2 separate regions of the Mus musculus genome follow, and region 2 is linked to region 1. A link is a loop called in an ENCODE intact Hi-C map of the cell type or tissue named here. Cell type or tissue: left cerebral cortex. All regions are shown on one strand. Links, peaks and the distances in the headings refer to the core of each region. The heading gives the core; the rest is flanking DNA. Region 1 holds the start of Mapk1 (mitogen-activated protein kinase 1). Region 2 overlaps Ppm1f (protein phosphatase 1F (PP2C domain containing)).

What was found. Peaks named below come from ENCODE experiments on the same cell type or tissue, not always from the same donor. Only the 100,000 strongest peaks of a DNase experiment are listed, where the experiment ranks them.
Region 2: it touches region 1 in a loop (5-fold over the local background); 8 of 42 quality-filtered maps call a loop at or near these places.

The regions. Positions count from the first base shown.
Region 1 is chr16:16,974,584-16,990,780 of GRCm38, forward strand. Mapk1 (mitogen-activated protein kinase 1) reads left to right here and starts at 8,799. Exons shown (of 9, transcript NM_011949.3): 1 at 8,799-9,156. The coding sequence starts at 9,044. In left cerebral cortex, for the core only: CTCF peaks have their summits at 8,928 and 9,222; DNase peaks (open chromatin) are centred at 8,757 and 9,321; H3K4me3 peaks cover 3,805 bases; H3K27ac peaks cover 2,070 bases.
Region 2 is chr16:16,920,954-16,937,150 of GRCm38, forward strand. Ppm1f (protein phosphatase 1F (PP2C domain containing)) reads left to right here. Exons shown (of 8, transcript NM_176833.4): 7 at 1,510-1,603; 8 at 2,687-6,422. The coding sequence ends at 3,069. It also overlaps the pseudogene Gm46540. Among named protein-coding and RNA genes, the nearest start is that of Ppm1f, 33 kb to the left of the region's middle. In left cerebral cortex, for the core only: no CTCF peak of the experiment used is centred there; DNase peaks (open chromatin) are centred at 5,825, 8,227, 9,361, 9,548 and 1 more place; H3K27ac peaks cover 5,819 bases.

The DNA of each region.
Region 1 (16,197 bases), core at 4,937-12,936:
ATGTGTAATGGCTCTTTGATCTTTCTTGAATACCAGGTGGAGTTTATATGAGTTGTAGGTTAATAATACTTTAAAGTATATTAGTTCAAGAGGGTATTAAAGGTCTTAGCTCATCCAAGCATGGCAAACATGTTGACAGGTTTTAGCATTTACCCTTTTTCCTGTAGAGACAATTTTAATTCAGCAACATAACTATCTGGCAGGGTATCACATCCAAAGACCTTCTAGGTTGATATGATCATGAGTCAGAGATCAGATATGCCCAACTCATACAATAACAGCACAAAAGAGGCTACTTTAGAGGAGAGAGAGAGAGAATGTGGTGTGTGTGTGTGTGTGTGTGTGTGTGTGTGTGTGTGTGTGTGTGGTGTGTCTGTGTGTCTCTGTGTGGTCTGTGTATAGACGTTTTACAGAGACAGATTGCAGGGAGAACAAGTTAGACACAGGTGAAGACAACAAGCCAGAGAATGATAAAGGAGCCAGAAGATTAGAACATATTGCCAAATTTAGTATGAGACCAAGCAGAGCAATTCAGGCAGAAGCCAAGAGAAGCCAGTCAGCTTGGAAGATTAGATTGTATAGAGACTAGAAGCTTTCAGGCCTCAGTCTAGCAATTGTGATAACAGAGAAGGAAATGCTCTGGGCTCAGCCGAAGCTGTGTATTTGCACAGCTTGGGTATGGCTCTCATCTTATACCATCATCTAAGAAAATAAAAGTGACCTTTACATCTCCCTTGTTAAAAACCATTAAGTTACATCCCTAAAGGTACTTATTTGGCCACTGCCTCCTGAAGCTGACCACCAAAGTTCAGCTGTCAAAGCATTGACATCTATCAATCAAAAGCCCCTTTGGTTCACCTAATTAATATGCCCAATTAAAATTAAACACCTTAACCTAGCGCAGGGTTTCCCCTTTCCCTTTGTAAGCTCCCATTTGCCTATGCGTCTGTCTCCTCTCTACCCAGAGGCAGTTATTTGTCCCTTGGGGTTAATATCCCTTCCCCTTTTCCTCCTTGTCCTGTTGTTGTCTCTTACTCTACCCTTTGTTCCTCTGGAGCAAATACTCTTTTGTAATGAGAACTTGGTTAGTGTGTCCTAGGCTATCTTTCATTCCATTTATAACAAAAATGACATGGACTGATGGCTTAAATTATGACTTTGTAACACAGTTTTAGAATTCCACAGTGTAATGGTTATCCAAAGAAAATGGAGTACTACCGGGAAAAGGAGACAGCTGTGCTAGGCAGGCCAGTATGACAGCTAGCCATTGTTTCCTAACATTTTTTAATTGATCAAATTTGAATTTGAATGGATAAAATTTAAGCTTAATTGCTAGAGCTTAAAGTAGTATAATGATAAATATGTTAATAAAATACTAGTTAGGAATACAGACATGCTAATTGCTAATTGGGGAGGGATGGCCTTTTAGGCGTTCCTGCTGGCTGTTGTGTGTGGAGGAATGCTTTGGTGGATGGCAGGTATGCGAAGGTGGCACAGGGCTGATAAACGAGCCTTAGTGCAGGCTATGGCAGCCTTGGAAGCAGGAACATCCCCCCAATGTTGGCTCAACATGCTGGATCAGTAATCAATGACGGGTAAGATCCTCATGTGCGCATACCAACCCAAGACAGGATGGCAAAAGTGAGTTCGTCACTCCCATGACGGGTAAGGATGTGGCACAGTGGGGGCAACCTAAGACAGATGCTGATCCCAGAGCTACTAATAAAACAAAAAGGGGGAGATTCAGGAAGCAGGTGCGGCCGCATGGGCCAAGATGGCGCCCTGGCCCATTGCCAGGCCCCATGAACCCCACATGTTTACTGCCTTGCCCGAACATGCACAGTGAAACTGCATGCATAAGCTGCCTGCCAAGTTAGACTATTCCTCGTGATCCAGATCTGTCAGCCTATCTGTGACCGACCTGAGCTCGTGCTTGGAGCGTGTGTGATTCTGATTGGATGAGGTGGTGTGGAGCAAGATGAAGTCAGCTGCTGCTACTATGTGAGTATAGCCCTTGCCCTAAGTAGAAGTTGTAAGTAAAGCTGCAAGTAAAGAAGAAGCTGCTGCATGAACCTGACTTGGTGTCCATGTCCTTCTTGTCTCTGTGGGTCAGAGACTGTGGCACTAATCTTGTACTGGGGACATCAGATAAGAGCAAATAGAAAACAGACAAATAGCCGGGCATGGTTGCACACACCTTTAATCCCAGCACTCGGGAGGCAGGCGCAGGCGGATTTCTGAGTTCGAGGCCAGCCTGGTCTACAAAGTGAGTTCCAGGACAGCCAGGGCTACACAGAGGAGAAGGAGGGGGAGCAGGGGAGCAGCAGCCACCCCAGCTTCTCAGGGCTTTGGCATTTTTATACCTTCTCAAGAGTACCCAGAATCACACCCCTACCAGAGCATGAGACAAATCATAGTTAGAGGCTATGGACAATCTAAAGCAGCCCATATCCCACATCTAGGATTAAAACAAAAACATATTCACATAACATAACTGTTTTTTTTTTAAGAAACCAAAATTCTCACTACAACATACTAACCCATTAAATCCTCAAAAAATATTTAGAAATTTAAGATCTGTTTCCACTATGCTCCTTTCTGGAGCATAGAAAATTTGCTCAGAGTTACAAGTCTGGTTTTAGTTTGTTTGTTTGTTTGTTTGTTTGTTTGTTTAATTTTAAGTTTTATTCTATGTATATAGGTGTTTTGCCCAGACATTTCACATATGTGTAGTTCCAACAGAGACCAGAAGAGGATGATAGATCCTGTTGTGAGCTATCATGTGGGTGCTGAGTACTGAACCTGGGTCTTTTGAAGAGCATCACGTACTCTTAACCACTGAGCCCCTGACTGAAGTGTTTTGTGAGTCAGTGTTCACACTTAGCTATTATTGCTCCTTCAGAGCTTTTAAATCATTTATGTGGTATATCATACCTTATTAATCTGTTTCAGCGCCATAGTATGTGCCTGGCTCCTTGCTATATTGATATGAGTTCAAAGGTCCAGCCAAAACTCCTGATTATCTGGGAAGTGTGGAAGGATCATAAGGCACAGGGTTCAATCCCCAGGAGCAAAAAGAAAAAGGGAAGTTGGAAGTCAGGGGATGAATAGGACCAAATCTCTTATAGACTGATCAATCCCAGGAGCAGGAGAAACAACTGTTGGAAGAAGTCAGACAGTGTGTAGACTCAGTGAGATGAGTCAACGGGCTTTCACCAACCCGGTGGCTACACAAAATCTTTGCTCCTCAAACTTTACAAGTATACTAATAACCTGGAGGTCTTGTTCAAAGGCAGATCTGGATTTAGGAGGTTAGAGATGGGGCCTGAGATGCTACATTTCCAACACCCTCAGAAATGCTGCTGCTGCTGCTGCTAAGTCTGGAGACCACATTTTTGAGTAACAAAAATATATTAAAGAAATATTAGGCCTGGGGAGAGGGCTCAGTCAGTAAAGTGCTTGCTACAAAAGCAGGACAATCTGAGTTCAGATCCCCAGCATCCTCAGAAAAGCCTGGCCCAGCAGTGTGCATGTGTGCCTCCCCCATGCCCCACCCACCGTGTTGGGCAGATCCTGGGCCAGACAGATCCTGGAAGTTCAAAGGCTAGCCCGCTTAGCAGAAATGGGAAGTTTCAGTGGGCAATGCTGTTTCCAAAACTAAAGCAGAGAGCGAAAGTGGAAAACACCTGAGGTTAACCTCTGGCCTCCACATGTACAGACACAGATAAGTGTGTTTATACACACACACATGCACATACATTCATACACCTCAAACATGTAAAGGAACCAAAAGAAACCTTGAATAATTCATATACATTAAACTTTGTGGGAATTTGTGACTGAATAGGTGGTGGTACTTACATTCAGAAGTGAAGTAAATTATATAGTGAATAAACCTTCCACCACAAAGCAACACCTAGCTTAAAAGGTACTATGGTAGCCACATTTCCACTTTGTACCTATGTGACAGTAACACTATCCACTAGATACAAGATGAGGAACAGGTTTGGGTGGAGTAGATAGTAATAAGATAACATTTATTGGGTACATAATATACTCTGCACTGGGCTCTTTGTGTGTTATTTTATTTACTCTGTAGGACATATTTATGAGGTGGGTATTATCGCAACCCTTCATAAGTCTGAGGAAATTGAAACAAAGGTCTTCTCAATTAGCTGCTGGTAGTTTGGATATATATATATATATATATATATACACATATACATATATATTTAATGTAAATTTGGGAGATCACATAGCAGTGCTCGGTGTACTGTAGATATGCTGACCTGGGACTCAAGAAGAGTTATTCTTGGGCCAGTGAGATGCCTCAGAAGATAAAGGTGCTTGCCACAAAACCAGATGATCTGAGTGTGGTTACCAGAGCTCACACGGTAGAAGACACATAATTCATCACTGACTTCCACAGCTGTGCTGTTTCAGCATGCCCTGCCCTCCACCTCCACCACCCCACCATGCAGTAAAGAAACAAGCACAAAAACAAAAAGTTGTTCAAAGCCAGGCATGGTTGCACATGCATCTTTAATCCCAGCACTCAGGAGGCAGAAGCAGGCAGAGCCCTGAGGCCAGTCTACAGAGTGAGTTCCAGAGACGCCCTGCCTGGGGGGATGTGGGAGGTGGGGCACCAAAGGGAGGGAGGGAGAGAGAGAGAGAGAGAGAGAGAGAGAGAGAGAGAGAGAGAGAGAGTTAGTTATTCAGAGCAACAGAGATCTAGGAGGAATTAAGACATTAGGGTGAATGAAATGATACCAAGAGTCACAATCAGACCTTCCAACAGCTGCCAGGCGTGTTTTATTTTCCTTTAGCATTTAATTACTACACAAATTATTATCATGAAATCTGAGGGTCAATATTTAGGTTTTTTCTCTTTCTCTCTCTCTTTCTTTTTCTTTTCTTCTCTTCTTTGTTTCTTTCTTTCTCTTTTTCTTTTCTGAAACAGGGGCCAGTCTCCTGTACTCCTGTAGCTCAGGCTGGCCTCAAATTGTTTTGTAGCCAAGAATGACCTCGAACTTCTGACCCATCACCTCTACCTTCTGAGTGTCCCCTCTGACTACTGATGTCTCTCTCTGGTGCTAGTTTTTAGCTTTTTAAATAAGTAACTTTATCTTCTGCTAAAATATCATTAGCTTGGTTTTTTGGGGTTTTTTTTTGTTTGTTTGTTTGATTTTTGCTTTTTGTGAGACAGTGTTTCTCTGTATAGCCCTGGCTGTTCTGGAACTCACTCTGTAGACCAGGCTGGCCTCGAACTCAGAAATCTGCCTACCTCTGCTTCCCAAGTGCTGGGATTAAAGGCATGTGCCACCACTGCCCAGCTCATTAGTTTGTTCTTTATCTCTAAAATGTAGCAACTTTTGGCAGCTGAAGAGATGGCTCAGCAGGTAAGAGCCCTTGCTGTTCTTGCAATGAACCCAGGTTCAGTTCTCAGCGCCCAGCAGCAGCTTGCAACAGTCTCTAACTCCAGTTCCAACACCCTCTTCTGGCCTCTACCATCAGCAGGCAAAACATTTATACACATAGATAAAGATAAGTAAATCTACGTTAAAAATGTGTCCACCCACCCAGATTCTGTCTTAAAGTTGTGTGATGGTTAATACTGTCAATCTGACAGAATCTAGAATCTCCTAGGAGACAGACTTTGGGCGTGCTGGTGAGAAATTATTCAGATTATGTTAATGGAAGTTGGAAGACTCACCTTAACTATGGAGAGCACTGATCTGGGCTGAAGTACTAGGCTATATTAAACAGGGGGTTATTAAAAGCTGAGTATTAGCATATACCACTCTCTGATTCCTGCTTATGTAAGCAGCCACCTCAAGTCCTGAGCCAGGCTTTCTAACCGGGATGGACCGTATTCTCAAACTGGGATTCAAAATAAACCCTTTCTCCTTTAAATTGCTTTTGTCAGGGCATTTAAACACTGAAACAGGATAAGTAACTAACACAAGTTGACCTCTGCTTATTAATTTTCTGGAACCCCGAGAACCCATTGAATTTTCTACTTGTATGTCTGAGGAAAGTTTTCTTCCATTTTGATTATTGTTTCTAATTGATTGCCTCAGTTTTTTTTTTTAAAGATTTATTTATTATTATATCTAAGTACACTGTAGCTGTCTTCAGATGCATCAGAAGAGGGCGTCAGATCTCATTATGGATGGTTGTGGGCCACCATGTGGTTGCTGGGACTTGAACTCAGGACCATCAGAAGAGCAGTCAGTGCTCTTAACCGCTGAGCCATCTCTCCAGCCCAATTGCCTCAGTTTTATTTTTGGATATATATAGTTTGAATTCCTACAATTATCTCAATTATTTTCTTTCTTGCTTTTAAAGACAGGTCTTAGTATGGAGCCCTGTCTGAGCAAATGCTGTGATTAAAAGCATGCAATACTATCCTAGATTGTTTTCTTTTTTAGCGGTTTTAATGATTTTGCAAACTTTCCTAATATCTACCTTTTATACTGCTGACTTGTTCTTCTGTGTCATCAGATGTTTACTGTTTCAGCTGCTAATTTTATGTTAATTCGTGGGGTTTTTATTTCATGATACTATCCATCTATCCTGGTCTTTAAAAAATACATTTTAATAGAGCCATGGTATTAGGTTTCTTCTGAAATAGATTCTGCTGAATGGACTAAAACATTTTGAAGGATTAAAGAATCAAAAACTTGCCATATGCTTAGTATGCATTCCTCCACTGAGGAACACCCCAGTTCTTCCCTTTATTATTAAAGATTTACTTTTTTATCTTTGAGATTGCCTAGTTAATCTTTATTGATGTCTAGAAGGCCAGACTTGATGTCTCTAAGTTAGATCTCCATGTTGGCCACACAGGAGTCTGCTTCCAGGGATGGCTCAGGAGACAGTGGTAGTCACTTATAATCTCATTAGCTCTGCTTTGTCTGGGCATCCACCAACTTTAAGATTCCAATTTCATCCTTCAGTTTAGTGGTGTTTGTGACTGGTTCGGACCCATGACATCAAGTTTTTTTGTTTGGTTGGTTGGTTTTTTTTTTCTAAATCTTGTTCAGATGTTTTAGCCATTCTAACTATGCTGTGTTTCAGTATACCCATCTGTGACAAAACTTTTCCTGGGGAGACACAACACAGGTTTCCTCACTACAAACAGGAGCTCACAACAGACCAAAGTGTGGATGCTGCTGAAGTTGAAGAGTGTCCTTCCGAGTGCATAAGTTTGTCTAAACCATTACCAGGCAGCAGGCAGGGTTTTGCCTCTTCCAGGTAGCTGGTCTCAAGAGTCTTTGCAGCTCACCTGAGCTCCATCTCAGAGGGACTCTCAGCTTTTATTGCTTACTCTGGTGGGAGGGGCCTAGTGAATCTGGTCAGTTTTAAGGACTTCCTGAAACTCCTTTGAGTTTTTTGATTGGTTTTGTTTTTTTGAGACAGGGTTTCTCTGCATATTCTTGGCTATCCTGGAACTCACTCTGTAGACCAGGCTGGCTTCCAATTCATAAGCGATCTGCCTGCCACTGCCTCACAAGTGGTGGGAATCAAGGTGTGAGGCACCATGCCGCCTTGCTGCTTTTAGTTTTTAGTTTACTATTTCAGAAGCTTCCCCTCAAGTTAGAATGTTTCAAGTTCATAGAATGTTTCAGTCCTTCAGGAAACTGTTGCACAACACCTGGACCCGAGTCCCCAAATTTCTATGTCTTTTTCCAGTGTCCCTACCCACAGCTCTCTATACTTTCCCTTGGCTTTTTATTTCTTCACAACACTTAAGTGCAAATATTGTATTTTGTCTGTCTTTTCACTCTGGAAGCATGGCTGGCTCCAGTGCCGTAGATATTCAGCAAATCTTCTTGAACAAACCTCTAATTAGGGGATTCAATGTCTTGTGTTTTGGTTTCTGCTTACTTATGTCTCACACTGTTAGGTGTGTGTCACGGGCAAGAAGGTAGATATATGTAGTTAGTATAACAAAAGTTATATTTTATTATGCTGAAGGTCATCATGCAAGGTTTACAGTCTAAATTTCTTACAGTCCTAAGCCTGTCTCCCCAAGGTCACCTGTGTCACCTATCTTAGCTTCAGATCAGGTTTCTGATTTGAGGATCAGGACCCTGGCGGGGGGGGGGGGGGGGGGGGGGGAGTGGATTCTCTAGCCACAGAGCAGATCAAGGTGTATCTCTCCAGATGTGTAGAGCAAATCACTGCTTTTGGTCTCTGCTTATATTCTGTCCAGTGGGCATCATGGGGTTCTAGGACTGTATCTGGTTATCTTGCGTGAGTGATGTCACTGAGCTCTGGATCAGGAGCAGCCTTGGATGCTGTGGGATTCCTGCTTAATCTAGTTTTATATGTCTAAAAGGCATTTTTTAAAATTATGCTCATTACAGGGTGAAAGTTTTTTTCTGGGTCTGGGTTATGCTTTTTGGTTTCTGTCCCACTCTGATGGTCTAAGTTCATCAGAGTGCACAATGTGGGCCACGTATTCTTAGAGGTCTGTCTCAGGGGTCCCGTGGTTGGTGTGCAGTGAGTCCTCTGGTCTCAAGCCAAGTCCCTGGTCCCGTGTGAGTTCGTTCTGGACCAGGCACAGCACCAGGACAGTGGGTGGGACTCTGTGGGGTCCTTATGCCTAAATTCCAACCTAGCTCTCTAGAGCTACCCAGCGCTTGGGTCTCCGAGCGCACATGACGTCCCTCCCCCGCAGCCGCAGTGCTCCTGCCTCACCTCGCTGCTTCCGCCGACCCGCGAGACTCCGCCCTCTCTACCAAGAGAAGCCAATCAACACGCACGCCCTTGACTCCGCCCTAGCGCCCTTCGACGCGAACCCTTCCCTCCTCCCACTCGTAGCCCGCCCGTCAGGCAGGAAGGCTGGCAGTGGTTCTACCGGCGGTTAATTCTCTCCTCTGTGTTGTCCTCCTTCCTCGTTCCCGATCGCCGGCGGGGGCGGCTACACGGGCGGCAGCGCGGTTCCTGCGGGAAGCGCAGCATAAGTCGAGCGGCAGCCGCGAAGCGTCGAACCGAACGCGGCGGCGGCGGCGGCGGCGGCGGCTGTGCAGCCAACATGGCGGCGGCGGCGGCGGCGGGCCCGGAGATGGTCCGCGGGCAGGTGTTCGACGTAGGGCCGCGCTACACCAACCTCTCGTACATCGGAGAAGGCGCCTACGGCATGGTTTGGTGAGTATCCGCGCTGGATTTCAGGCCCGGCCTCACGCGGTCACCCTGTGCCCCCTGCCTGTGGCTGATCTGGACGCACCCACGGCCCTTCCCGCGCCTTGGCCTCGCGTTCTGCGGCGCCCCGGACCCCTGGCTTCTTGGCCTTCACTCCTGGAGCCCTGGGGCGGGGTCCTGGAGCCGGTCGAGGCTTAGGTGTTGCTCCTCGTCTTCCTCTGCTGCTTCTCGTTTGCGGTTGGAGGGGCAACCCCGATTGAGGCCAGGACTCGAAGACTCCGGGGCTTGGTCTTAAAGCGCGTACTTTCGAGGCTTCTCCCTCGGGACGGGAACGGAAGTACACTGTGTCTCCTAATTTATAGCATTATAGCCACCGCCTCTTGACATTAGATTAAAGCCAGGAATTGTATTAGATGCTTGTCCGTGGTGGCGGCGGCCATGGTTTTGCAAGACGGAATAATAGGCTTGTGTGCTGAGCACCAAAATATTTTTCTTCTCTTCTGTGTACGTGAACAGCATTCACAAAATATCTTAAGTAGCGCTAATGATGCTTTCTGCCTCGGGCTTAACCGTTAATGACACAGCGTTGGTTGTGGACATATTGAAATCTTGAAGTTTCAAAATGGATTTAAATATACCGATTGTGTTTCAGAAAGGATAAGCCAGCATCACTCTAGAATTATTAAGAAGTATTTGGAGTTAGTCCTAATTTGACTTTAAATTATCCCGTCGTTACCCTCAAGAGTACTCTCTTAACAGTGTGAATGTATCCATATGTTTTAGCCCGATTACTGTGATCGTTTCCCCATAACGTTTCAGTGTTCAAGAATAGTTTTTGCACGATCACTTGCAGGATTTCCTGCATGTGGAATGTTGAAGTGTATTGTTTTAACTAAAACAAGTTCATTTATCGAAGGTCTCTGAGATAGTTTAATTTAACTTAGCTATCTTGAGGAAAGAGAAGACAGCCTTTTTCAGATAAGGTATTGAAAGGAAGTCCTTTTACAGGGCGAAGAACTAGAATCAAGCTTTGCTGTAGAAAGATCCTGTTTTAAATGCTTCAGCTCTTGAGCTATTGCACAGGCCTCTCCTTGATTTAATAATCTCAGGACTTCGGCATATTTTCCTGATGAACAAGTCTATTCAGAAATGCATTAAAATTTGAATAGTCATAATTTTAGAAATGCCAGAAAAGGTGTGTTTTCACCAAGTGTGCTAACAAGATAGAATAATTAACGTTCTTTTTTTTTTTTTTTAAAGAAAAGACTCATGAATAGTTATATTTTTATGAGCAAAATGTCTCATAGTATACAATTACGAAGATAAAAGTGAACTGGACCTGCAAGTCAAAAGAGGAATGGAGAAAAAGTACTTTCCATATCACATTTGTCTTGCATGTATTACTACCCTGTACCTGCTGGTAAATATGCCAGTAACACTTATTATTGACACTCATGATTACCCACTATAGGCTCATTTATTTAAGGGGGGATTATTTTAAGTAGGGACAAAAAAAAATTAGGATCTGTCAGTTGAACTCACACATTCCCCACCACCCTGAGAAGATGGATTATTTAGATCCTGTTGCTATTCACCTTTGAAGTTTCCACTTGCTGTGCAGAATTCTTTTTAAAATTCAAATTTTAGGGGCTGGAGAGATGAGTCGGCATTTAAGAGCACTGGCTGATCTGGGTTCAATTCCCATGGCAGTTCACAACTGTCTGTAATTACAGTTCCAGAAGATGAGATGTTCTCATAGAGATGCATTCAAGCGAAACATTCATATGCATAAAATAAAGTTAATTCATTTTTTTAAGACAGGGTTTCTCTGTGTTGTTGCCCTGGCTGTCCTGGAACTCAGTTTTTAGACTAGGCTGGCACCTGCCTCTGCCTTCCACCTGGCACCTACAAATTTTAATTTTAAGAAAAATGCAGATGTAATTGGAATTTAAATCCTAACATCAGCCTTTTATCTCCAGATTGATAACATATCTTAGGTATCTTAGTATTTATTTAATAGTCTTAATTGTATGTCATTAGCATCTCATCAATGTTGAGTTTATGGCAGCTTCTTAAGTATCTACTTGAATAGTTGTGATCTTTAAAAAGTTGGAGAGATGGCATAGTGGTTGAATATCATCTGCTGCTTTTGCAGGACCTAAGCTCAGATTCCTGCATCTACATTAGATGACACTCCTACCCAACCCCTGGCTTCCAAGGGCATCTACACTCACGTGGTGCATAGAAAACTCACTAGGGGACACACACTAAAAACTGAATTTAAGAATAACTCTTTTAAAAAGATTATTTAAGGGATTTTAAGCTGTTCTTTAGCAAGATTTCCCTAAAACAGTTCTCCGGGAATAGTGCCTATCTGTTCAAGTTCCCTTCCTAGTCATTATGTAGAAGACAAAAAGATAAAATGTGGGGGTGGGGTGCAGGATAGATATAGCTCAGCAGTTGAGAGCTCCAACCAAAATTCAGTTCCTAATAGCCAGTAACTCCAAGTAATCTTGATGCCTCCGACCTCTTATGGGTGTCTCTGTGTGTATGCACATATATGGGTGTATGTGAGTACACATAATTAAAATTAAAATGTTTTTAAAAGAAGACTGAGTTTTGAGTTGGGCATTTAAATGTGGGTGTGATTTTGATAGACAGATAATAGGAACAGGTAACAGCTTGAGCTGTTGAGTCTAATCTTAGAAAAGTATTGAGGTAAAACACTGTAGAGGACTCCATAAGAAAAGTCGGTGGGAAAGAACGCATTGATGTATTTGAGAGTCATAGGCAAATTTTAAGTATGGTGGTGATACAGCAATCAGGCCGTTGTAGCCATCTCAAGGTGCAGTAATTCATTTCCAGTGGAGATGAGGAATCTTGAGCAAACAGAACCAGTCATAAGAGGTCTTGTGGAAAGTCACAAGAGATAGAATGAAGACAAGGTTAGTTATAAGGTGAGAAGCCAAGAAAGGTGGGTTTAGGTTTGAAGATTGCTGAGCTAAAATGAGAAGGTGTAGGACTGGTGCCATAATCCAAGAGAGGGGATACTGAAGGCAGAGTGGGTTTACCATGGAGAGAGAGATGGCTCTGTCAGTTTGTGGTGTTTGTAGCAGAGGCTGGAGAGGTGGCTCAGCATTAAGAGCATTTGTTCTTGCAGATGGCTTGGGTTCAGTGGTAGCTTGCAACTGCCCTTAACCCTGGTTCCAGGAAATCTGACATCCTCTGGCTCCACAGGCACATGAATGCACAAACATAAGCAGGTAAAACATACAAAAAAGAAAATCTTAAAGAAAGAAAGAAGCCTTTCTATATAGTGGGTAACAGTTAAAATCTTGGGTGGAGGAGTACAGATTGTTATTTGAGGCACTGGTTTCTTAAAATTGTAAAGTGCATGTTCAACATCTTTTTGGTATAATAGTTAGGAGATTTTTTTTCAGAAGGGTTCATGATCCCCAGTATGGTTAAGAGCCATGACAGAACAGGAGGAATAAAAGCATCACTGGCAAAGAAGAGAAACCTGAGAACTGCTGAGATGTGTAGAAGAATGGCAAACGTCAGAACAAAGAAATGGAGTTGTGTGCTAGGTTGTCTACTAAGATAACTGTTTTAAAGAAGGTCTTTAAAAAACCAGTAGTGTATTTTTGTGTGTGTGTGTGTGTGTGTGTGTGTGTGTGTGTGTCTTTCTGACTGTCCTTGAAGGCCACAAGCATTTGTGAGTCACTTGATGCTGGTACTGGAAACTGAGCTGGAGTTCTCTGCAAGAACAGCAAGCACCCTCAAACCCTGAGCTATCCCTCCAGCCCTGGATGAATCTCATTTTGAAATACTGTGTTTCTGAATGTGACGGAGGGGTTGGGAGATTTAAGGTCAGGCTATTGGAAGGGGTGAGAGGCACTCTGAGAAGTAAAGGGTATAGGGTATCTGCCTGTAGGTATGGGGAGGCCAGGAACTGTGCGGAAGGGAACCAGGAAACCAAGACTTGATATTGTCACAGGAACTCAGGAACTCAAGGACCTGGTAGTCATTAAAAGGTTACTACAGGGAGCAAGAGCATGTAGTTGAAGACAAGCTATTATATTCTTCACTCTTTTTTTTTTTTTTTTTTTTAAAGATTTATTTATTTATTCTATGTAAGTACACTGTAGCTGTCTTCAGACACTCCAGAAGAGGGCGCTAGATCTCGTTACGGATGGTTGTGAGCCACCATGTGGTTGCTGGGATTTGAACTCTGGACCTTTGGAAGAGCAGTCGGGTGCTCTTACCTGCTGAGCCATCTCACCAGCCCCCTATATTCTTCACTCTTAATAAAAAGATGATTCCTGTCAGATTCTATTATGTTCTTTTTCCCTGATAGTGCAGTATTCCATGCTTTTAAGATTTTGTGATTGAAGCATTCATATCTGTGTCACTTACTTTGCACTTTAAGAAGTATGCATCATCTAACCCTCAAGCTACTGCAAAACTGACTAGCTTTTCTTTTGTTCTTTCCCGGGACGTGATTGAGAGCATTTAGGTGGCTTACTCTAGGACATGGTTAGAAGTGTGAGTCAGCAGGACATGACAGTACCAGGAGTATAACTCCGTGGAAGAGGGCTTGGGCCTGGTACGTGTGAGGGAACCTATCCTGTCTGATCTGTAAGTGCCATTCACAAGACTTTAGAGTTGAGGTGGGGGCACTGCGTAGCTCAGTGTGGTGCTTTCTTAGCACTCTCTGGGGCTCATCTCCAGTGTTGAAAACAAGCAGGGAGGGAAGGTGAAGGTGAGAAATGACAGCTTAAGTTACAAAACATTATGTTCTCTTGCATCTCATTTTTGCCTTCCTTAAAACTCTTCATATAAACCACCAGGCGTGGTGGCGCACACCTTTAATTCTCAGCGCTCGGGAGGCAGAGGCAGGCGGATTTCTAAGTTCGAGGCCAGCCTGGTCTACAGAGTTCCAGGACAGCCAGGGCTACACAGAGAAACCCTGTCTCGAAAAACCAAACAAACAAAAGAGCAACTCTTCCTATAAAGTCATTTGCTCAGAAAGAGCTTCTCACGCACAGAATTTACTTGGTTCTTGCATGGTGGTGACTTTGTCTGAATAGGATATACTTAGGCAAAAACACAGACTGCCAGTGCTGTACAGGAACAATGCTGGGTGATAGAAGACTGTCTTTATAAGGCCTTGTGGATGTTTAAGCTCATTATTAAAGTATGAGTATTTTACCTTTAAAAGTGGTTTTGAGGCAGAGAGAAATAATACATGCAAAGGCACGGGACCATGAAAACAGCACATGTGGTCAGGAAAACCACAGATGGGATTGCTAGAGTAAAGGACACTTTCGGGGGAGAGGCTGTGGTTATGACAGCCGGGAGATTGGACGTGGTATTATAGAAGACTAGAGAATCGAGGGATGGCCCTGTTTTCACAGTTAGAGAATGTGTGGGTTTGCCTGCTCTGTCTGCTCCTGCCTTTACTTGTGTTTTGTGTGTTTTGAGAAAGGGTCTAGCAGCTCAAGCTGGCCATTGACCCACTGTGTGACTCAGGCACAAATGCTGGGATAATAGGGTATGCCACCACACCCAGATTAGAAATCAGAAACTCAGACATAGTTGCTAAACTAACAAGTCAGAGATTGTATTTAGAGCCTAAAAAGCATGAGGAGGCTGCTCACAAAAACATCAGAAATGTAGTGTTTCTGACAACGAGGTAGTTAGCTGTAACTTACCCTGTTACATGAATTTGCTTGGCATGATTGTTACATGATTATTTTCAGTTCTCAGGTATTATGAAGGTTCTTGTGAAAAGCATCCGGATTTCCCAGGCAACCATATGTACTTATTAATTAAAAAGAGTTGAAGCTGAGCAGGGTAAACTATCCTTTAATCAAGCACTGGGAGGCAGAGGCAGGCAGGTCTCTGAGTTCAAGGCCTAGCTTTGTCTACATACTGAGACCTTGTCTCAAAAAACAATTGAGGGAAAAAAAGAGACAATAAAAACAATATAAGAAAAACAAACAAGAAACAAAAAACCCCTAAAGACAGTTGAAGGCTGAGAAGATGGCTGGTGGGTAAAGGGTAAAAGTTTCTTGCAAATTTGGTAACGCTAATGTGAATTGAGACCTTTGGAATCCATGTAAAAGCTGTGTAAAAATTCATGGTAGCATGTGTTTGGAATTATAGCACCCCTGAACATCAAGTTAGGAGGTGGGGACAAAAGATTACCTTGGAAGCTCATGGGCTAGCTAGCCTGGAGTATCCAGCAAATGACAAACAAAAGACCTTGATTGAAATAAGGTGGAGGGCCAGGACCAGTCAGCCCTTGAGGTCCTCTGACCTCCACATTTGTGTCCTCACACAGATACAGAAATAAGTATTTGAAAACATTTCTTTCCCCGAATACTACTTGCTGTGCAACCTTAGAATGGTCTGTGTGCCTTTGCTTTTATTCCTTTTCACTTTGGAATGTTCCACTAGTAAAGACTGACAGCCTGACCTTTGAAATGGCCCACTCTGTGTGAGGAGAAAGATGCAAGGAGGGTTCTGACGTGAGGCTTTATGGAATGTGAGCAGAACCACTAGAGAAAGTTACAAACAACAAAGTGAAAGGTTCCTTGTTGACAAAGAAAATTGAAAGGATTGTGTTCTGTCTGGGGTTTTCAAACTGTCACCTTTCCAAGGGCCGACAGAGCCTTCACGTACGGGAAACCTTATGAACAAAACCTTACGGATGACAGTCCTCCTTTTTGAAGCATCAGCACTTTGGTCTTTCCTTCTCTCCCACCTTTTTGTTTTCCTTTCAGTCATCTATTAACCTTCACACATGATTATTAGGACCAGCAACATAAGGCAAGGGTTCTGTTGCTTTAAATGCATTAAAAAGTCCACAGACTAGATTATTCTCTCCAGGGTCCCTGTGGTGGTTTGAATGAAAATGTCCTCTGTAGACTCTTGTATCTGAATACTTGGTTGTCAGTTGGTGTCCACCTTCTAAGCGCTAGGGTTACAGGTATTCACGGTTACACCTGACTTTTTATGTGGTTCTGAGGACCTGAATTCAGG
Region 2 (16,197 bases), core at 3,539-11,538, 55 kb before region 1:
TCAAGTACTGTGGAGAAAGCACGTGGAAATAAGACTGAATCCTGGAGGCATGGGACTTGAGCACATCAGAGACGAGAGAGAGAACACACTGACCTGAGGCAGTGGAAAACTCTACAAGGGCTCACAGCCAACTCTCACCATGTCCAGGCCACTAGAGGGCAAGCTGAGGTCTGCTCTCAAAAGGATGGGCTGTGAGGTTGTAGATGGCATCTGCACTTGCAGATCAGTGGCTTCAGAAGGAAGGAGCCCAGGCATTGGGCCCATATGGAGAAGGCCTTGGGAGTCCACAGGGATTTGGAGATGCTCTGAGTGGTACTGGAACCTTGCACACTGCAGCCCTGACACCGGGGAAAGGGTAATGTGGCTATTACTAGAACTGCTGAGTCATCAAGCTTTGGCCGCAGAGATGCTGTTTCAGGAGGTGGGGAGGAAGCAGGAGGAAGAGGGAAGGGTAACAGAAGAACCAGGCAAGGGTGCTAGCTTGCGCCTGGAACAAGCATGGGCACAGGGCAAGGCTGTGATCAGTGCAGCCAGAGGAGGGATCCAGGAAAAGGAAGAAGGAACAAGGTTATAGGACCGAGCTAAGCAAGGCCAACCAGCTCAGCACATTACTTTAAACCCTGGTGCTGTAGTCCATGCAGACTGAGTAGGCCTGTTGAAACAGGCCTGTCAGGGAGGGGATCACTGGCCCCAGTGCCCACTCCAGCTCTGTTCCCACAGCCAGATAGCCTGACTTGGAGCTTCAGAAAGGAAGGTTCTGCAACCTAGAAGCCTTGGGGAGGTTAGGTTTACATGAGTAAAAGAGCGAGATGAGTGATCTCCCTCATCTAGGAGAGATTCAAGGTGCCCCAGAGGGCCTCAACACATGCACTCAGCTATTCACACTAGCCCTCAGGAGTCAAACTTTACATCTGTGAGCCTCTCCCTGGAGGGGACCAGCCGAACCAAAGAGTTTCAAGATACCTGTGGCTAGACCAAGCCTCTGCCCATCCCCCTTGCAAGTAGGGCTGGATCTATTGACAGAGACGATGCCCAGGAGTGAGTGGGGAGAAGGTTGGCTAAGGGGCGGACTTGCTACTGCCTCTCACGGCCTAACTCAGGTGTAAGAGTCCTGCCATGTGACCTTATGTGCACAGCACATGCTTCGGCCCAGCAGTTTTCACATAGAGATGACAGCCCCAAGTAAAAGATGAGGGATCTGCCCTCTGAGTCTGCACTAACGCCACTCTCCTGCCCAGGAGTACCTTGTTGGCCCAAGCACTGCTTAGAGATGTATCATGGCTTGCATGGGTGACCCTTCTACACTGCCCCCCCCCCATTCCTTGATTAGCCATCCTGTCTTTAATATGATGTCTGATTTGGATATCTAGGTAAGCTTCTTGACTTGGTTCAAGTACTTTGGCTTCAAATGTGTCTTAGGACTTAAGTTCTACTTATGTAGTGACATTCAAACCCCTGCCCCTGGCCCCCAACTCACCCAAGTTCCCACCTCATGACTGTCTCTTGCAGGATGAGAAAGCACGAATTGAAGCCCTGGGTGGCTTTGTTTCTCTCATGGACTGTTGGAGAGTCAACGGGACCCTGGCAGTGTCTAGAGCCATTGGTAAGAGAGAGGGCTGCTGCAGGGAACCATGGGCTTACTCAGTGACTTAGGGCAGAATAATGCTCCCTAAAGTATTCACAGCATTTAGACCTTCTAGACTTACAGTGGAACTGCCTCCAAATAAACCCAAGATAAGCTAAAAAACCACTGTGTTCAGAATGCGATCTACCGAACCTAGTGGGTCCCAGCTCAGCACAGCTCAGCAGCTGGCTCCGACCAAGGCTTCCAGCTGATTGTAAGCTGCAGGTCTCTCTAACCAGGAGAGGATCAGGTTCACAGTGTAGTTTCTATTTACTGTACATTGTCAAACACTGTAGGAAGAGTCTAGCTCGCTTGGTCAAGTGCTTGCCTGGCATGCACAATCCTGAGCTCAGTCCCCACTTGTGCTGCTGCTGCCGCTTAAACCAAGTATGGTGGCACACACCTGTAATCCATCCTAGGAGGTAGGTAGAGGAAGATGAGAACGTCAAGGTTATCCTGGACTACATAGGCTATTGGAAGCCATAGAAAATTAAAGGCCCTCTCTCTAGGGCCTACTAAAATATAGTAGGAAACCTCTAGCCGGGGTTAAATATCCTATAGATGATGTCTTCTGTAAGCTCACTCATGGTAATGATTCTTTTTTTTTTTTCCTCAAAAAAAAAAAAAGTTTAAGATCCTATTTCTTCTGGAGAATATAGCTTCCCATTCTTCTCTGTCTCCTGTCACTGCTGAAACCCAGCTCAGAGAGCATACCTGCCTCTTCCTGTAACTCCACCTCCATCTACTCCATCTACACCTGCCCTCTCACCCTCTTGAGGTCTTTGTTGGCTCCTTCCTCATAGCCTGTCTTTGTACTGCTCTAGCAGTCTATCTGTAGACACACTGGAGATGCAGCCTTCCCTGGAGTGAGATCTGCTCTGTGGAGCTGGGGGGGGGGGGAGGGTGTGACTCTCCTACAAAGAGGGTGGGAAGCACTAAGCAGGTGACCCCTTGAGAGCCAGCTGGGCTCCTGTACCTGCATGCCCTTGGGGATGGTGATATGGGTTGGTTCTGAGCACACGGGAAGTAAGAAACAAGGCTCTTCTGTCTGTTCATTCCCAGGGGATGTCTTCCAGAAGCCCTATGTGTCTGGGGAGGCCGATGCAGCATCCAGAGAGCTAACGGGCTCAGAGGACTACCTGTTGCTTGCTTGTGATGGTTTCTTCGATGTTGTCCCCCACCATGAAGTCACGGGTCTCGTCCATGGCCACTTGCTCAGGCACAAGGGCAATGGGATGCGTATTGCTGAGGAGCTGGTGGCTGTGGCCCGTGACCGGGGCTCCCATGACAACATTACAGTCATGGTGGTCTTCCTTAGGGAGCCCCTGGAGCTGCTAGAGGGTGGAGTCCAGGGGACAGGGGATGCCCAGGCAGATGTAGGAAGCCAGGACTTGTCCACTGGCCTCTCAGAACTTGAGATCAGTAATACCTCACAGAGAAGCTAAGTGGTCCAGGCCTCCAGGCCCCATCCGGACTCTCCCTCTGCCCTCGTGATCCTCCCCTTCAAAGACCTTAGATCCAAAAGGTATAGTGGGCAGGGGTGCACACTCTCACAGCATTCCCTTAGCACCCCAGCCCTTCATGTTGCCTACCACAGCCTGTCCTCATGGCTGCAGAACTGCAGTAGGCAGCTAGTGGATCTCAGAAGGAAACATAGGAAAATGGCCTCACCGAAGAGCAGATGGCTGAGGTGATCAGGGCCGGACAGGTCTGGGAACAGAAACCACAGGCACCTGCTGGTAGCCTAACCAAAAACACAGGTCAGGTCTTGGAGGACCCTCACACAGATCCTGGAATGAGATCTGCAGCCAGGTGTCCAGCCCAGGCTTGTGGCTTCTCATTGTACCCAAGGCTGGGAGGGTTTGGTCTGTACTAACACACAAGCTCGCAGTCCTGCTTGACTGCTGGCTTCCCAAAGAGGAGACATTGGTCTTGCTGGGAGGCACAGCAGGAGAGTGACCCACTGCCACTGCACTCTAACTGAGTACTAAGGCCACTAGGGCTTTCTAGACCTCGCTTTCCCCTTGAGCTTCCTGGGGAGGTGAAGTGAGGTGTGTGTGTGTGTGTGTGTCTTTGTGTGCTTAGATTTATTGCAGGGAAAGGTCTAATCCAGAATCAGTATTCAGGCTTTGTCATGTTGTATCAGTGCCAAGGTGACCCTCAAGGTCATGTAACTTAAGCAAAGCTTAGCATTTATTTTATTCCTGAAAACTTAAGTATTTTACTTTTTTGTGTGTTCGTGGAGACATTTGCAGTATTAATGATTTTATTTTTCCTAAATCGGGATGGAAACAAACTTTTCCAGGTTATGTTAATAAGCCACTTAAGTGCCTTAAACAGCTTTGGTGTAGATGAGAATTGCTGGGTCCGTCATGGATCCTGATAGGCAGACGTGTTGAGGTTCTCAAAGAGGCTGCATTTGTTGTGGGAAGGCACACTTTCAGCCAGCACTCTTTCTGGGAAAGTCCTTTTGTGCGTCTGGGCACCTCAGAACTTCCTTGAAGTGATGGGTAAAGGCTGTGACTATGGGCACCTGGGGTGACACTGGCCTCCTTGTCCACCTTGGAGTCTGGCTGGTTCCCAGCTGAGAGAACCTTACTGCTCTTGGCTAGAAGATTGACACACTCAATCTCTCTTGAAACTCTCTTAAGTGTGTTTGCAGTTATGTTGATTGAGTTGTTGAAGACAGTGCTTAGGTGAGGAACTTGGGCAAGCCCAGCAGTCCACCATCTTTCTCCTGTGACTTGTGTCCTAACCTGCTAGACTCTGTCCTGACCTGAGCAGCATGAAAGACCTCCACATCCCTAGAGCAGTGATGGATACAGTCAGGCAAGGAAACCAAGTGAGGGTTGGGGGGGATACCAAGAATAGAAGGACTAGGAGGCCCTCAACAAGGGCCAAGCGAGTCAAGGCTGCTCTCTGCAGACACTGGCAGGTCCAGAGAATAATGGTGGCTTAGCAGAGGCTCAGGGAAGGATCAGTAGGAAGAAGGGTGGCTGTGAGGTAGGTCCCCATGAAGGAGACATAGTTCACCTGTAGAGTGAAAGCCCTAGCAAGACTTGCAGAGCTTTGTTCATTGCACCTAAGCCCTCTTTGAAAAGAAGCAAGGGAGCTCATACTTATTCCTCTGAGGCAAGTTCACTTCCAGCAGTAGGAGAGCGAGCCAGCCAAATGCAGCTGGGCACCCACCTGTATGCTTGCCATTTACCCATTCCCACAGCAGGGATGGAAGAGCTGGGGCCATGTAGTTGATTCCTTGATCAAGTCTCCTGATAGGAACGTGATCACTCAGATGGCTGCCCACCTAATAGCTAGGTATTGCTTAACTTGAAGGCCTGCTGCCTTCCGGGGGGGGGGGGGGTGTCAGAATCCAGCATCCTCAGTGCCATCTCAACACAGGGTGTGGTTGTTGGTCCAGCCTGCCTGTAGCAGTGACCTTCATAGAGGGAGATAAATTGATTTTGGTTTTCTCCCATTTTTGCTAACCTGATCATTGCTGGTAAGAGTGGAATTTGGGCCTCCTTGGTGGTCTGGATTCATACTCGCATGTAAAGATGTGCCAAATATCAAGGCCTCAGTGTAAAGGGAAGCCCCTTTCCCAGGCTTGTCTGAGTGCCTCCCCCACCCTTCCCCCTGTCTGGCAATGGTCTGGGACCAACATCAGGCACTGCTCCATCCTGATCTAGTGGCCAAGGAAGACCACATTCTCCTACTGTTGAGGGCTGGCCTTGAGCGAGTTCCTAGGTACAGAGAACTCTTTTTGTCTGGACTGGAGTTGCCAGTACCAAGCCTACAAGACTTGTTGGCCACCTCCTCCTCAGAGTCTCTTCCCAAAAGAATCCCCTAGCCAGGATAATGGGTGGCTTAGTAGAGGCTCAGGGAAGGAACAGGGAGAAGGGTGGCTGTGAGCTCAAGTCCCCCTCTTTGCCACCATCACATTGTGTGAGCGGAACCAGTCACTGCACCTCTCAGGCCTCAGGGAAAGGCATGGAGGGCATGCATAGCATTACCAGGAGCTGCCAGAGCACGGGAGCCCATCCTCCACCAGCAGCAGAGAGGGGTTAAGTATTATTAGTGTCTATTCTTAAAATTAAGTGGGCTGGAACAGAGCTGAGTTACAGGCGCCAGTGTCTTACACAGATACAAAAGCTGAAGCCGTCAGCCTGCCTTTGCAGGTACAGCTGCCTCCCAACCAAGGCCTGGAGGCGTTAAGAGGTGGGAGGGCACAAGCAGGCTTTCAGGAGTGTTGAAGCAAGGGATCTGCAGCATAGCTTTGGGCGTCTCCAGAACTCATGGTGAGGGAGGCACCAACACCTAGAGGTCTTAAAAGCCCTGCATTCACCATGATCTGTCTGCCCCTGCCCTTTTGGGTTCTTCTGCATGCAGTGCCCCCCTCTCCTGATGCTAAGTTTTGGCATGGGTGTCCTGGCTACCTCAACTGTATTCTCAAGGCCAGGAGGATGGCTCTGGCCATACTTACGGAAGCCAGGCCAATTTGTGTGAAGCAAGCTGGGCTTCTGGTTTGATTCAGCTTCTGTAGCCTCCAGGGACCATCCTCTGGAGTCTTGTGCTTTCACTGGACTCTTCAGCTTCACCAAACACACCAAGCTTTGCCATTTACATGCCATGTGGGCCTTGCCAAGGGTTATTTCAGGGGTCTTCCTGGGAGTCTTGTTCTAAGACACCGTGTTTCTTTAGTCTTAGGGACAACTCCCAAGGTGATGAGCTCATAGGACGTCTTCCCATGGGGCCCTGTACTGGTGTCAATAAACCATATATTCAAGATTCCTGAGTGCCACTTGGATCTCTTCCCTGTGCGTCTGTCTATAGTTAACATCTGTATCCCTGACAAAATACTCAACAGAAAAAGTATTTTAAAAGGTGTTCTAAGCTGGGCGTGGTGGCACACGCCTTTAATCCTAGCACTTGAGAGGCAGAGGCAGGTGGATTTCTGAGTTCGAGGCCAGCCTGGTCTAGAGTGAGTTCCAGGACAGCCAGGGCTACACAGAGAAACCCTGTCTTGAAAAACAAAACAACAACAACAAAAGGTGTTCTAGAGAGTTTAGCCCATGGTTGATCCCATGTGCTTGAGCAGGAACATGTGACAGACTTCATGGCTATCTACCGCAAAGCCAACCCAGGAAGAGTGAAAAGAAATGACCAGGGACCCACAGGATGTGATGAGCTTCCAAAAGCCAAGTCCTGCATACTGGTTTCCACAATTTCCCAAAATAGTGCCAACAACTTGGTACTTGGGACAAAGCATTGAAAACCTGAGACTTCATGAGACATTTTGGATTTGGGGTCCTCTTGGCATCCAGGGTATGTTTGGAAGCTGCTGAGGAGCTGGTCCTGGGTTAGGGTTAGGGAGACTGTCCATCCTACCAGCCATGGGGTCCAGAGGGGTAGTAAAGAGGGGTCAGGCCCCTGAGGAACCTAGCAGCATCTACAGTGCCTCTTCACAGCCTGAAATGCCTCAAGCATTTGGGCACTGAGCACAAGGTCCTCCAGTCAACAGTCAGCTGGGGCCACCTGTGGGCATAGACCCTCACAGTATTTCAAGGACCACTTGCATGGACACTAAAGCACCAGGCATTTCTTCTGCCTCCACCCTGCCCTCTGCCTGGCACTTGCCACATCCTGCATGCAGGGCCAAGGGCAGAAGCTCTCAGAAGATGGGATGCAGAGTGGGAAGCACAGCCCTAGGCCCCTGGTGAGTTTACTGAGCATCACTGCTGGCTCTGAGACAGGGTTGTGGGTGATTCCTTTTTCTTGTTCACATGTTCCCCTAAATTCTGTTTTCTTAATACAGCAAACATGCCTTTGTTTTCAGTCTCATTTTATTTCAGTAGAACAGGCAAATGTTAAAAATCCACATTTTGGGTTTATTATCTGGAAATACTCAAATAAATTAGTTACTTTCACATTGTTGTGACTAAAACCCTGACAAAATCAAGTGATAGAAGACAGTTCATTTTGGCTCACAGTCCGTCTGGGCAGGGAAGGCATGTCAGGAGTGTGAGGCCAACCCAGCAGCTCAGAAGAGCAGATCTCATCCACACAGGAAGCAGGAAAAGACCAGGAAGCAGGGCCAGCTATAAACCATCAAAGTCCACCCCCAGTGACCCACCACCACCACCCCTCCATTGTAACTCCTGAAGGTTCCATAACCTCAAACAGTGCCACCAGCTGAGGACCAAGTATTCAGATTTCTGGGGACATTTCATACTCAAGCCACAACACCAAATAATCTTAAAAAAAAAAAAAAAAAAACACTTAGGAATCTTCCTCTAGTTGGGCGTGGTGGCGCACGCCTTTTATCCCAGCACTTAGAAGGCAGAGGCAGGCGGACTTCTGAGTTCGAGGCCAGCCTGGTCTACAGAGTGAGTTCCAGGACAGCCAGGGCTATACAGAGAAACCCTGTCTCGAAAAACCAAAAAAAAAAAAAAAAAAAAAATCTTCCTCTAAAGGGAGTCATAAAGAGCTTAGGGTTGCTATGGAAACAAAGCTGCAGCACAGTGCTGTGCATCAGGATTTAAACACAGTTCTATAATTGAGCCAAGTTAAAAGGTGGTGTGTGCTAAGTCTAGAAACATGTTTACCAAGAGCAACTGACTTGTAGTGAGTATGCTTTAGGTTGGATGTGGTAGCACACACCTTTAATCACAGCACTAAGGAAGGCAGAGGTAGGGTGATCTCTTGAGTTTGAGGCTAACCTGATCTACAGAGAAATGCTGTCTTGAAAACCCAAAACTTAAAAGAAGAGGAGAAGGTGGTGGAAGAGGTAGGGTGGGAGGAGGAAGCAGCTGCTGCTACTGGTGAGAGGTCAGCTGGTAACATAAGAAATAATAAGACTCAGAGTGTCTGGATCCACAGTCCAGGTAGCTAAATCAGGGTATGAAGGACAGCATCTGAGGGGAGCCTGTTAGATAAGGCTCACTGTTGTAATGAAAAGCCTGCAACTATAGAGCCCTATGGCTAAGGAGACTGGTCCTTCAGGACTTGCCTTAACAGGTGAGGGACCTGCCTCAGAACAATTACAGCAAGTGGCCTTTAAGAGAGATCAGCTTGGATCCACTGAACTCCGAATTGGACTCTAGACCTGCAGCCCTCCATCCTCCACAGTGACTTCTGACTCAACTTCTGTGCCCTCACCCACCTTGGAGACAGCCAGTAGCTGTTAGAGTGGAATTTGCTCCCAAAGGTCTCAGTGCAATAAGCACATGCAGAGTCAAGTGGACTGGAGCCCCCAGTACACAAGAAACCACTCTTCAGGACAACTGAAAGCTGCCTCAGTACCCTTAAGGATTAATACATCATTTCAAGTCAAGATGACTGAGAATCAGCAGGAGAGGGTCTCAGTCCAGCCACGTAGCAGACATCATCCTGACATGGCACACAACTCCCAAGGGATAACAGGGCGTCCCACAAAAAGCCACCTACCAAATCTTCACCAAGAGTGGAAGATACATTGCCTGCAAAGTCTACATGGGCAATTCTTCAACCCGAGGAAGGGGCAATTTTCAGAGTCTCTAGTTTCTATCATTTGGTTTGTGATTCCTTCATGAAACAGGGGGAGGGGTTCAGGGGGAGAAGTAACAGGTAACAGCCTCTTCCTGAGCTTCCTTGGGAGCCTCAGAGAGCATTGAAGCTGCCTGCATGAAGCACAGCCTCAGAATGCTAGTGAGGATAGGATGGGCCATCCAAAACTAAGGATGTGTGAGATGCCAGAAGAAACCCTGTTACTGTGTGAACTGTCAAGTCAAGAAGTCTTCTGATAAACATCATTTCTGCTTTTTAAGTATCCTTAACTGATCCTGAGAACTAGGAGAGGCCTGTGTGCCTTCGGCTTGCTAGGGCTTACCATCCTAGCCCGGCTGCACTCCTTCCTCCCAAGCACAGGCTCAGCCCAGGCCCTGTCTACTCTGCCTTATGGGACCCCTCTCCTGTTCCCCAGCCTTGTCTGCTGTGTTCCTCTTAGCCCTTCCCCAGCACCCCCAGACTGGCCATCCCATTGCTGTTAGACTATATTTTATGGGATGCAACATAACCTGCTGCTGTTGGGTCTGGGGCAGTGGGGACAGGGTTTCCGGGGCTGCAGAGTGGCAGAACCAGGCAAGAGGCAAATAGAGTCTGTTTTTTTTTTTTTTTAATTTGTCCTTTCACAATTTCACTCATGTACACAATGCATACCCTCCTACAACCCACCCTCTCACATCTCCCTACAACCTATAAACCATTCCTCTCCCCTACAAATATCTTTTCGCTGACTAGTGGGCTGATGCCTACCCTGTCCCCAGCACTCCCTGCCCCCAGGGGACACAGCTGCCCACTAGGCAACAAGCCCAGAAGAAGATAGTGCCAGCATGCAAATCTGGGGGTTTCTGATCAGGCCCTGCCCCTGCTGCCCACGCATCCATCTGTCTTCCCCTCCCCACACCCACACAACTCCTCCAGAGCCCCTGGCAGAACCTCCTTAAGTATATGCTGCCTTGCTGTTCCTGATGAGTCGACTCGTGTATCTGAATCTCCAGATGGTGGTTTGCATTCCCCCTGTCCTCCAACTGCATGTAGCTTGACACACTCACTCAGAGCCACCAGATGGGAGTGGGGGAGGCAAGAAGGACAAGTGAGGTGTGACGGGTAGATGGGTGTAGTGGAGGCAATTCATCCAAAGGACTGAGCTACCAGGATAGAGCAGGGTATGTGTTAGACTCTACCAGGAGGGAAACAAGCTAAAGCTAATAGAAAGAGTGGGGGCCATGGTGTGCTGGGGAGAGGAGGGGAGAGGCGTTATGTCCATCAAACAAGAGTTTCCTCCTGAGGAAGGGAACCTGAAAACCAGGTCTCCCAGGCTGGGTCTAGAATGTAGCAGAGCCAGAAAAAGAGGCAGAAATCCTGATTAGCAAGCTGTTATCTGATTTGACCACAGATCTCCACACTGGAGTCCTACATCTCAGCCTTATTAACTTGTCTGGGACCTGGATGGGCTCTAAGCTAATCAAAGATAGGTCAAAGAGGACTTCAGATGGGCCCCAGCACTTGGGAGGCCAAAAAAGAGAGCTGCTTAGCCTGGGCTATATTGGGAGACCTTGTCTCAAAAAAATCAAAACAAGAGGCTAGGGAGATAGCTCCCTTGGTAAAGTGTTTGCCTTGCCTAGGGATTGAGTTCAGACCCTAGAAGCTATGTTTTTAAAAAGCCAGACTTGATGGTGTATGGGGACTCAGACAGGAGGAATTCTTGGGGCCCTTCAGCTACCCAGCTATATTACAATTCTCTGGGAGAATAGAAGCAATGGTTGGATATATATTAAAAAGAGACTTACTAGACTAATGTATAACATGCAATCTAGGTAGTTCAACAATGGCTATGTCACGCCAAAAATGGTCAAGAATCTGGTAGTTTGTCATCCGAGGGTTGGTAGGCTGACAGCTACCAGTCTTCAGTCTGCATTAGAAGTCTTAAAAAGCTTGTTCTGATATCAGTGAGTTCAGCAGTTGCAGCAACAGAACAGATGAGTTTGCCAGCAAGAATGAAGGCAGACAGGCAAAAAGCAAGCTTCCTTCTTTTATCTCCCTTCTAAGTTTCCATCCACATTTAGTATGAGTCTTACTTTTTTTTTGGGGGGGGGGGGTGTTGAGACAGGGTTTCTCTGTGTAGCCCTGGCTGTCCTGGAACTCACTCTGTAGACCAGGCTGGCCTCAAATTCAGAAATCCGCCTGCCTCCGCCTCCCAAGTGCTGGGATTAAAGGTGTGTGCCACCCCTGCCTGGCCCATTTTAAATAATATAACCAAGAACTCCCTTAAAGAAGGATGGTGGTACACACCTTTAATCCCATCACTTTGGAGGCAGAAGCTGATAGATCTCTGTGAGTTCAGGCCAGCCTCAGCTACACAGCAAGTTCCAGGCCAGGAAGAGCTACATAGACTCTGTCTCAAAAAAAGAAAAGAAAGGAGGGAAGGATAGGGAAAAAGTGTCCAGCACTTAGTTGATGGTACATTCAGTCACCTTGACAACCAAGAGAGCACATCCCACCAGCCTAGCATACTTGGTGAATTCCAGGTCATCGAAAGACCCTCTCTCTAAAGAAAAATATAAGAACAGTGGGTGGGATTTGAGGAATGACACCTGAGGCAGCCCTCATACATGCAAACACCATACAAAATATATACACAACACACACCAAACACACACCCAAAAGAGTCATTTTGTGGAGGGTTGAGGAATCCGAATTCAGAGAGCCCAGGCCCTGAAGAATGAAGATTTAAAATCAAGGCCACAGCTAAACATCTGAAGTTCATTGCCAGGACTGTGATGGTTCAGGAGGGGACATGGAAGGTGAACAGAATCCTCACCACCTTACTGCAGTCATAAAGCGACGACAGTACTATGAGAAGCCTTGTGACTGCCACCAGCAAAACAGCTATGAAACGTGCTGGAGGATCCACAACATGGAAATGGCTCGAAAAATTAACTTCTTGATGCAAAAGAACCGTGCAGACCCGTGGCTGGCTGCTGAGGCTTGGGGCTAGACACCCACATTAGTTCCATGTCCACCTCCTTTCTTTATCCAGTCAATTTCTGTTACTTTTCTCTACAATTAACTCAACCACAAGTGAATAAGACAGCATGGACATAAGAAGCTATCTTATTGGTCCACAGCAGGCCCTTCCTTGATTAAAAGGAAAAGAATGAAAAAAAAAGCCATTTTACCTAACAACCTAACAGTCTCCTAAAGCACAGAGTCCTGAGGCAGAGGCGGCATCAGGCGGCCTCGTGAGGGGACTGTGGACACCTGCAGGGGCCTCAGATAGCTGGAAACTAGTGCTCACTACAACAAAATCAGTTACCTCTGGATGTTAGCTACTATAGGCCTTATATTACTATTTTTGTAGTTTCTTGTTTGTTTAACATAGGATCTCATGTATCCCAGGCTGGCCTTGAACTCCCCTGATCCTCCTCCCTCCATCTCTAGAGTACTGGAATGGCAACTCTGCACCACCACACCTTGCTCAAGTATGTGTTTTTCTTCTTTCTCCTCCTTTCCTCTTCCTTTTATCATTATCATCACCATCACCAGGGTCATCAACACCATCATCACCATTGGCACCACCACCACCATCATCTTCATCAGGCTGAACTCCAGGTCTCACCCATGCCAAGAATATATTCTATCACTGAACTTTGTTTCTGGCCCTATATTTTCCAACTGTTTTTTGGTTGATTTTTGTTTTTGATTCAGGGTCTCTTGTAACCCAAGATGGCCTCAAACTCTCCTGTACCTTCCAAATTCTGGAAATACAAGCACACATGCTCACGACTGACAGAGAAAAACAAACAAAAAACATGGGTTTCTGATGATCAAATTCAGGCCATATGTGCAAAGCAAGCCCCAGACCCCCATTTTTTTCAAATGTATGTGTGTATGCACATGTGTGCATGTTCATGTGCACATCTCTGTGTGTGCATGTACATGCATGTGTGTTCATATGGGGGGGTGCGTTAGGGGTAGGGATGTGCATGCATGTGAGTGAATATTTGAGGCCAACAGTCAGCCATGTTGTCTTCTTGAAGATACTTTGTTGTTTTGAGACAAGGTCTTTCAATGACCTTCACCAACTAGGATGGCCAGCAAAACCCTAGGGCTCCTCCTGTCTCTACCTCCCTCCTGCTGGGACCACAACGTGTGCCACCATGCCTGGCTTTGGTTATGGGGGTTCTTGGGATCAAACTCCAATCCACCTGCTTGCTAGATAAGCATTTTTTTTGTTTTATGTTATATAGGTGTTCTGCCACATATATGTATGTGTTTCAAATGTATGCAATGTCTGTGAAGGCCAAAAGAAGGTGTCAGATCCCCTCAGACAGGAGGTAAAAATGGTTGTCAGCCACCATGTGGGTGCAGGGAATCAAACCTGGGTCTACTAGAAGAGCAGCCAGTGCTCTTAACCACTAAGCTACCTCTTCAACCCCGATAGAAGCATTTTACCAACTAAGCTATCTTCCCAGCCCATTTTCTATATTAGTAAAAAGTTTTAAAATCAGAAAAATAATACTATGTTGGGAGCCGCCCCCACATTCGCCGTCACAAGATGGCGCTGACATCCTGTGTTCTAAGTGGTAAACAAATAATCTGCGCATGTGCCAAGGGTATTTTACCACTACATGTACTCTGCCTTTCCCGTGACGTCAACTCGGCCATGGGCTGCAGCCAATCAGGGAGTGATGCGTCCTAGGCAAAGAATAATTCTCCTTAAAAGGGGACGGGGTTTCCGCCATTCTCTCTCTTGCTGGCGCTCTGGCGCGCTGGCGCTCTGGCTCCTAAAGATGTAAGCGGGGGGCTTTCGTTTTTGGGGCTGGGGGCTTGCGCTCCTGCTCCTGAAGATGTAAGCAATAAAGTTTTGCCGCAGAAGATTCTGGTTTGTTGTGTTCTTCCTGGCCGGTCGTGAGAACGCGTTTAAGAGTTGGTGCCGAAATCCGGGACGAGAAAATCCGGGACGAGAAAATACAAGAAAACTCGGGACGGGAGTTAACCATCACCGGCGCAAGGAAGATCCCTCATTCCGGAACCAGAACTGCGGGTTATGGTAATGAAGGTTCCCGTAAAACAGACTGTTGAGAAGGATTCAACTGCGTGAATTCAGAACTCTTCAGCTGGGAAACGGCGGTAATAAAGTGTTCCCGCATCACAGACTGTTGAGAAGGATTCAACTGCGTGAATTCAGAACTTTTCAGCTGGGGAACAGGAGTACCAGTGAGTACAGCTTTACAAGGTAAGTCTGGTCTTGAACTTTCTAAGGAAAGTCAAGACAGTCTATCAGAAGTAAAGTGGGAAATAGCTTTACAAGGTATGTTTGGCCTTGAACTTTCTCTAGTGTTAGAAGCCCTTTTGTTCCTTTTCACATGTTATCAAGTGGTTAAGGCAGGGCGGATTCTGGATGAAATTCAGGACAATCTATCAGAAGTAAAGCGGGGAGAGAGAATAGGAGCAAAGAGAAAATATGGTACACAAAATAAGTATACAGGCCTTTCCAAGGGTCTTGAACCTGAGGAAAAGTTTAGGTCAGGTAAGAATACCTGGGGAGAGATTAGAAGGAAGGAGAAGGAAAAAGAAAAGAAAAAAGATCAATCAGCGGAGGTTTCTAGGAGAAGGAGCCTATACTCATCACTAGGTGAGTTCAAGGAGCCAGTTTTTAATAGTTCTGAATCAGATGAAAAGGCTATTAGGGCCTGGAAGGCGCTCTCCCGAGCAGGTGAAGCCACTGGACAATTAACAAAGATCGTCCAGGGACCTTAAGAGTCCTTCTCAGATTTTGTGGCCAGTATGACAGAGGCAGGCTCTTGCAGCCTACAAGGTCTTATTGTCCACCCTGGAGTTGTAGATCAGGATTGTAAAGGGGAACTTCAGGTTCTCTGTTCTTGTCCTCAAGTTGTCTTTTCTATATCACAAGGGGACAAAATAGCTCAACTAATAATTTTGCCAAGCCTACATGGCTGTTTTTTCTTCCTCTGGTATTCCTAGAGCTGCAAGAGGGATTGGTTCTACTGGAAATGATTCTGATTACTTAATAATGCCTTTAGATTGTTGTCAAATTTTATCTACTCACGTAGGGGTAAACCCTCGTGGCGTCAGGCCATTACAGGTCTGACAAATGGATGTCACGCATATTTCCTCCTTTGAGAGAAATCAATATTTACATGTTTAGATAAGAAGAGATCACCTCCATACCTTAAATGATTTTCAAAAGCTGTTGGGAGATATTAATTGGCTCAGACCTTTTTTAAAGATTCCTTCCGCTGAGTTAAGGCCTTTGTTTGGTATTTTAGAAGGAGATCCTCATATCTCCTCCCCTAGGGCTCTTACTCTAGCTGCTAACCAGGCCTTACAAAAGGTGGAAAAAGCCTTACAGAATGCACAATTACAACGTATTGAGGATTCGCAGCCTTTCAGTTTGTGTGTCTTTAAGACAGCACAATTGCCAACCGCAGTTTTGTGGCAGAATGGGCCATTGTTGTGGATCCATCCAAACGTATCCCCAGCTAAAATAATAGATTGGTATCCTGATGCAATTGCACAGCTTGCCCTTAAAGGCCTAAAAGCAGCAATCACCCACTTTGGGCGAAGTCCATATCTTTTAATTGTACCTTATACCGCTGCACAGGTTCAAACCTTGGCAGCCACATCTAATGATTGGGCAGTTTTAGTTACCTCCTTTTCAGGACAAATAGATAACCATTATCCAAAACATCCAATTTTACAGTTTGCCCAAAATCAATCTGTTGTGTTTCCACAAATAACAGTAAGAAACCCACTTAAAAATGGGATTGTGGTATATACTGATGGATCAAAAACTGGCATAGGTGCCTATGTGGCTAATGGTAAAGTGGTATCCAAACAATATAATGAAAATTCACCTCAAGTGGTAGAATGTTTAGTGGTTTTAGAAGTTTTAAAAACCTTTTTAGAACCCCTTAATATTGTGTCAGATTCCTGTTATGTGGTTAATGCAGTAAATCTTTTAGAAGTGGCTGGAGTGATTAAGCCTTCCAGTAGAGTTGCCAATATTTTTC